2 separate regions of the Homo sapiens genome follow, and region 1 is linked to region 2. A link is a loop called in an ENCODE intact Hi-C map of the cell type or tissue named here. Cell type or tissue: CD14-positive monocyte. All regions are shown on one strand. Links, peaks and the distances in the headings refer to the core of each region. The heading gives the core; the rest is flanking DNA.

The links. Peaks named below come from ENCODE experiments on the same cell type or tissue, not always from the same donor. Only the 100,000 strongest peaks of a DNase experiment are listed, where the experiment ranks them.
Region 1: it touches region 2 in a loop (5-fold over the local background); 51 of 110 quality-filtered maps call a loop at or near these places.

Annotation. Positions count from the first base shown.
Region 1 is chr19:16,895,520-16,898,419 of GRCh38, reverse strand. CPAMD8 (C3 and PZP like alpha-2-macroglobulin domain containing 8) reads left to right here. Exons shown (of 42, transcript NM_015692.5): 38 at 426-531; 39 at 619-729; 40 at 1,755-1,964; 41 at 2,094-2,244. Among named protein-coding and RNA genes, the nearest start is that of F2RL3, 8.0 kb to the right of the region's middle. RefSeq lists silencers at 635-1,154, 1,225-1,444, 1,495-1,574. In CD14-positive monocyte, for the core only: no CTCF peak of the experiment used is centred there; DNase peaks (open chromatin) are centred at 529, 1,189 and 2,429; H3K4me3 peaks cover 2,355 bases; H3K27ac peaks cover 1,675 bases; H3K27me3 peaks cover 17 bases.
Region 2 is chr19:16,777,284-16,780,183 of GRCh38, reverse strand. It overlaps NWD1 (NACHT and WD repeat domain containing 1), which reads right to left. Exons shown (of 19, transcript NM_001007525.5): 12 at 719-841. Among named protein-coding and RNA genes, the nearest start is that of SIN3B, 51 kb to the left of the region's middle. In CD14-positive monocyte, for the core only: CTCF peaks have their summits at 1,008 and 1,207 (motif pointing left); a DNase peak (open chromatin) is centred at 1,183; H3K4me3 peaks cover 318 bases; H3K27ac peaks cover 996 bases.

The DNA.
Region 1 (2,900 bases), core at 196-2,695, 120 kb before region 2:
GGACCCAAAGAATAAAAAATGGGACCGAGGCGGATCACTTGAGGGCAGGAGTTGGAGACCAGCCTGGCCAACATGGTGAAACTCCGTCTTGATCAAAAATACAAAAAATTAGCAGGGTGCGGTGGTGGGCGCCTGTTATCCCAGCTACTTGGGAGGCTGAGGCAGGAGAATCATTTGAACCCAGGAGGCCGAGCTTGCAGTGAGCCGAGATCACGCCACTGCACTCCAGCCTGGGCAACAGCGCGAGACTCTGTCTCAGGAAAAAAAAAAAAAAAGAAAAGTAAAAGAAAAAAAGAAAATGGGATCACGTTTCTTCTGTGTTTCACGCGTCCTGGGTATCCCTGAAATCAGCCAGTTCTGGGCCTGAGCTCAGCGCCCCGGGCCTCCTGGCCCGGGTCGAGCCTGCGCCCGCCGCTGCCCCACAGATCCCCAGCCGGTGCCTGACGTGCGTGCGGTTCCGTGCTCTCCGGGAGTGCGTGGTGGGCAGGACGTCGGCGCTGCCAGTCTCCGTGTACGACTACTACGAACCCGGTAGGCCCGCGCGCCCGCACCCCCGGCCCGGCCCGGTCCCTGACCCGTCGCGCCTGCACTTGGTCACCCGCCACCCTCGTCCCGTAGCCTTCGAGGCCACTCGCTTCTACAACGTCAGCACCCACAGCCCACTCGCCCGGGAACTGTGCGCCGGACCCGCGTGCAACGAAGTGGAGCGCGCCCCTGCCCGGGGCCCGGGTGAGTGCGCGGAGCCACTGCCGCCCCCCACCGCGGCCTGCCACACCCCGACTCCCACCCTCGGACGCCAGGGAGGGCTCCCCTGGGGGCTTGGCAGAGGAGGGGCCAACGTAAAGTCAGGAGAACGCAGCATAGAGGTGGGCGGGCGCTCTGCCTGTACGGGGGAGGCGGGGCTGGAGGAGCGGTCAGCGGGGAGGGGCGTGGCTGGGGGAGTGGTAAGTGCGGAAGGGAAGTGGCTGGGGAATGGTCAGTATACTGGGGGCAGGGCCGAGCCAGTGAGGGTGTGGTCACTGTGGTGGGGACTGGGCGCAATGGGTTGAGGGTGGTCAGTGTGGTGAGGGCGGGGTCGAGCGGCGAGGGGGAGGTGAGTGCGGAGGGTGCGGGGTTGAGGGCGGGTGTGTTCAGTGCGGGGGGCGGGGCCGAACGGGGTGGGTGTGGTCAGTGCGAAGGGGACGGGGTTGAGAGTGGATGTGGTTAGTGCTGAGGGGATGAGGTTGCGGTGGGTGTGGTCAGTGCGGGGGGCGGGGTCGAGGGTGGGTGCGGTCAGCGCTGAGGGGCGGGATTTGTGGTGGGTGTGGTCAGTGCGGAGGGGGCGGGGTTAAGAGTGGTCAGGACGGAGGGGGCGGGGTTGAGGGTAGGTGTGGTCACCGCGGAGGGGGCGGGGTTGAGGATAGGAGCGGTCAGTGCGGTGGGGGTGGGGTTGGGGTGGGTGTGGTCAGTGCGGAGGAGGCGCGGCAGGGGACGGGGCTGTTGTTGCAGGGCGGCCCAGACAGGACGCCCTGTCTCCTTTCTCTCCTACAACCGCTTTTTAAAAGTCTGTTTCTGTTTTTGTAAGTATTAGGCAAATACCTGCGTGAAATTCCATAAGGCCAGGGCTCAGGACCTCCCATTAACTGTCGCGCCCCAAGACCCACCGAGGGGGTAGTGGGCCCGGGACCCAGGGACATCTTCCCCACCCCCAGGTTCTGTGGGGGCGCGGGCAAGGTTCAGGGTGGGGGGTCTGTCGAGCCTGCCTCGTCCCCCAGGCTGGTTCCCCGGCGAGTCGGGCCCTGCCGTGGCCCCTGAGGAGGGGGCGGCGATCGCGCGATGCGGCTGCGACCACGACTGCGGCGCCCAGGGGAACCCGGTGTGCGGCTCCGACGGGGTGGTCTACGCCAGCGCCTGCCGCCTGCGGGAGGCCGCCTGCCGCCAGGCCGCGCCCCTGGAGCCCGCGCCTCCCAGCTGCTGCGCCCTCGGTGAGGACCCTACCCCCCGCCTAGCCTCGGGGACACCATCGCTGCTGCTCTGGGCCACGGATCTCCTCCCCTCGGCCCTTGGGTCCCCTCCCCGCCACGCCCTCCCGACCGAGGCCCCCTTCCTTCCAGAGCAGCGGCTGCCGGCCTCGTCGTCCTCCACCTACGGGGATGACCTGGCTTCTGTGGCCCCGGGGCCTTTACAGCAGGACGTGAAGCTGAATGGAGCCGGCCTTGAGGTGGAGGACTCAGACCCTGAGCCTGAAGGGGAGGCGGAGGACAGGTAACAGCTGGGCCCACCCCAGAGATAAGAGACATAGGCTCAATATCTCCCCACCTCCCTCCCCTACCAACCTCCCCCGACGACCTGCCCCGACTCCTCCGCCCCGCCCCGACCCCCCACTGGCAGTGGGAGTGACTCAGGGTCAGAGGCTCAGAGTTCCTGGGGACAAAGTGGGACATTCATCCTCCCTCCACCCTGGCCCACGCAACACCCACCAGCGAACAGCTGTGCGCGGGCGCACGCGCGCGTGTGTGTGTGTGTGTGTGTGTGTGCGTGCGCGCGCGCGCGCGCATACGGGTCAAGGATCCCTTATCCGAAATGCTGGGGGGACCAGCAGTGTTTCGGATTTCAGATTTTTTCACATTTCAGAATGCTTGCATTATATAGTTAGCTAAGGTTCAGCATCCCTAATCTAAAAATCTGAAATGCCCCAATGAGCATTGCCTTTGAGCACGTCAAGTCGCTGCTCAAAAAGACTTGGATTTTGGAACATTTCAGATTTAGGATTTTTGGACTAGGGAAGTTTTGCCTGTAGTTAACAGTGTGCGGTTTCCTCATGGGCAGATTTGTGTAATCTCAACCATAGTCAACAAACAGCCCATCTGCACAGGATCCTTCCAGCTGCTCTTCCATAACTTCATCTCTCCCCTCAACAC
Region 2 (2,900 bases), core at 99-2,598:
ACTCCGTCTCAAAAAAAAAAAAAAAGAAACCTTGCCTTTGCTGGGGATGAGAGACCTGAAGGACGCTGAATGATGACAGACCACGTGGAGCAAAGTTGAGTTGCCTCATTTGAAAATATTCAGATTCAGCCAGCTCCTAGATAATCCACTGACTGACTGCAGATACATGAGCAAGCCCAGCTGAGAGCAGAAAACTGCCCAGCTGCGTCCAGCCTGCATTGCCAATGCACAGGAAGTGAGCTAAAGAAATAGCTTGTTTGTGGCTCAAATTTGTAATCCCAGCTACTTGGTAGGCTAAGGAGGGAGGATCACTTGAGCCCAAGAGTTTCAGACCAGCCTGGGCAACATAGCAAGACCCCATTTCTAAAAACATTAAAAAATTAGCTGGGTATAGTGGTATGTGCTTGTAGTCCCAGCTACTCAGGAGGCTGAGGCAGGAGGATCACTTGGCCCAGGAGTTTGAGGCTGCAGTGAGTTATAAACACACCACTGCACTCCAGCCTGGGCAATACAGTGAGATCCCATATTTAAAAAGAAAAAGAAATGGCTTGTTTGAAACTACTGTGTTTGGGGATGGTTCATTATGCAACTATAGCTAAGTGATGCAGGAACAAAGGCCAGGGTTTCAATACAGAGAAGTGAATCTGTGGGGAAGGGGCTCTGAGAACCAACTTTTCACTATGGAAGCTGACCACAAAGCCCACTTCCCAAGTCTCACCTGTGTGTCCAGTTAGCATGTGGATCACATGCTGCTCTTCCATGTCCCACACAGCCATGATGCCATCCTGGGTGCCAATCACCAGCAGCTTCTCCTCCACACCCCATGCCATGGCGGTGATGCCTGCAGCCACACAGAGGCAACAGCAATGATCTCAGTTCCTGTGTCCAAGTATTCAGCTATGGGGTCCTCTAATGAGCCCCCCACTTCACAGATAAGACAACTGAGGCACAGAGAGATTTGGTCCCTTGCCCAAAGCTGCACAGCAAGGATTAGATTCGCAGACTCAGATGCACAGATTCACACTCTGGCCTGTGACATTCACTTCGCTCTTAGGTAGGGAAGGGGACTGCATCACAGTGTGGTCATAAGTGTCTGTCTAGTCTAGCAGTGCTCACCCAGCGGACACATATCGGTTTCTGGAGACATCTTGAGGTGCCACAATGGGGACAAGGATGCTCAAGGACAGTACTGCCATCTGGTGGGTGCAGGCCAGGGATGCTGTTCAACACCCAGCAACGCATGACAACCCCATCCCAGAGAAAGATTCAGCCCCAGAAGTCAGCAATGCCATGGCTGAGAAACCCTGCCTTAGTTGAAGAAAACTCAGAAACAAAATCACATTGGCCATGGCCGGGCACGGTGGCTCATGCCACCCAGCACTGTGGGAGGCCAATACTTTGGGAGGCCAAACTTTGGGAGGCCGAGGTGGGCGGATCACTTGAGGTCAGGAGTTCAAGACCAGCCTGTCCAACATGGAGAAACCCAGTCTCTACTAAAAATATAAAAATTAGCCAGGCATAGTGAAGCACACCTGTAATCCCAGCTACTCGGGAGGCTGAGGCCAGAGAATGACTTGAGCCCAGGAGGTGGAGGTTGCAGTGAGCTGAGATCACACCACTGCACTCCAACCTGGGTGAGAGAGGGAGACTCTGTCTCAACAACAACAACAACAACAAAAAAAAAAAAAAGAAGAAGAAGAAGAAGAAAGAAAAGAAAAGAAAGAAAGAAATTATATTGGCTGAGAATGAGGATTATGTTTTTGACATCTCTGAGTTCAACTGGTGTAGAAAAACAAGGGCTGATGTCCTAAAGAAAAAAAATATATATTTGCCAATGAATTGGGCAAACACACCCCAAGGATCTCTGCCTGGTGGAGTTTGATTAAAATATCACTGCAGAGAGAGAAGGGCCAAGATATATTGGAGAAAACGTGGGCCTAGACACTAAGAAACTGAACTTTCTGAATGTCCTGGAGTAAAGAAAGGAAGTCCTTTTCCTTCTGTGTGCCTCTTCCACATGTGTAAAATGGGTGGTGCTGAATCAGAGCCCGTCAAGCTCTGAGAATACAGAATTTTGTTTCCACCTCATCGGGACAGAGAGTGAGGAGATGGGATTTGTTTTCTTTTCCTTTCTTCTCCTCCCCTTCCCTCCCTTTCCCTTCCCTCCCCTTCCTTCCCTTTCCCTTCCCTCCCCCTTCCTCCATTTCCTTCCCTTTCCCTTCCCTCCCTTTCCTTTCCTTCCCTTTCCCTTCCCTCCCTTTCCTTTCCTTCCCCTCCCCTTTCTCTTTCCTTCCCCTTTCCTCTCCCCTCCCCTTCCCCCCTCTTCCCTTCCCTTTCCCCTCCCCTTCTCTCCCTCTTCCCTTCCCTCCCCTTCCCTTCCCTTCCCTCCCCTTTCCCTTCCCCTTCCCTCCTCTTCCCTACCCTCTCATTCCCTCCCCTCTCCTTCCTTTCCCTCCCATCCCCTTCCCTCCCCTTCCCTTCCCTTCCCTCCCCTTTCTCCTTCCCTCCTTTTTCCCCTGCTCTCCCCTTTCCCTTCCCCTTCCCTCCCCCTTCCCCTCCACTTCCCTCCCCTTTCCCCTCCCCTCCACTTTCCCCTCCCCTCCCCTATCCCCTCCTCTCCTTCCCCTCCCCTTCTCTCCCTCTTCACTCCCATCCCTTTCTCACCTCTCCCCTCCCCTTCCCTTTCCTCCCCTTTCCCTTCCCCTTCCCTCCTCTTCCCTCCCCTCCCATTCCCTCCCCTTTCCTTCCCTTCCTTCCCCTTTCCCTTCCCCTTCCCTCCCTTTCCCTCTCCTTCCCTCCCCTCCCTTCCCCTCCCCTCCCCTTCTCTCCTCTTTCCCCTCCCCTTCCCTTCCCTCCTCTTTCCCCTCCCCTTTCCTCCTCTTCTCTTCCCTCCCTTTCCC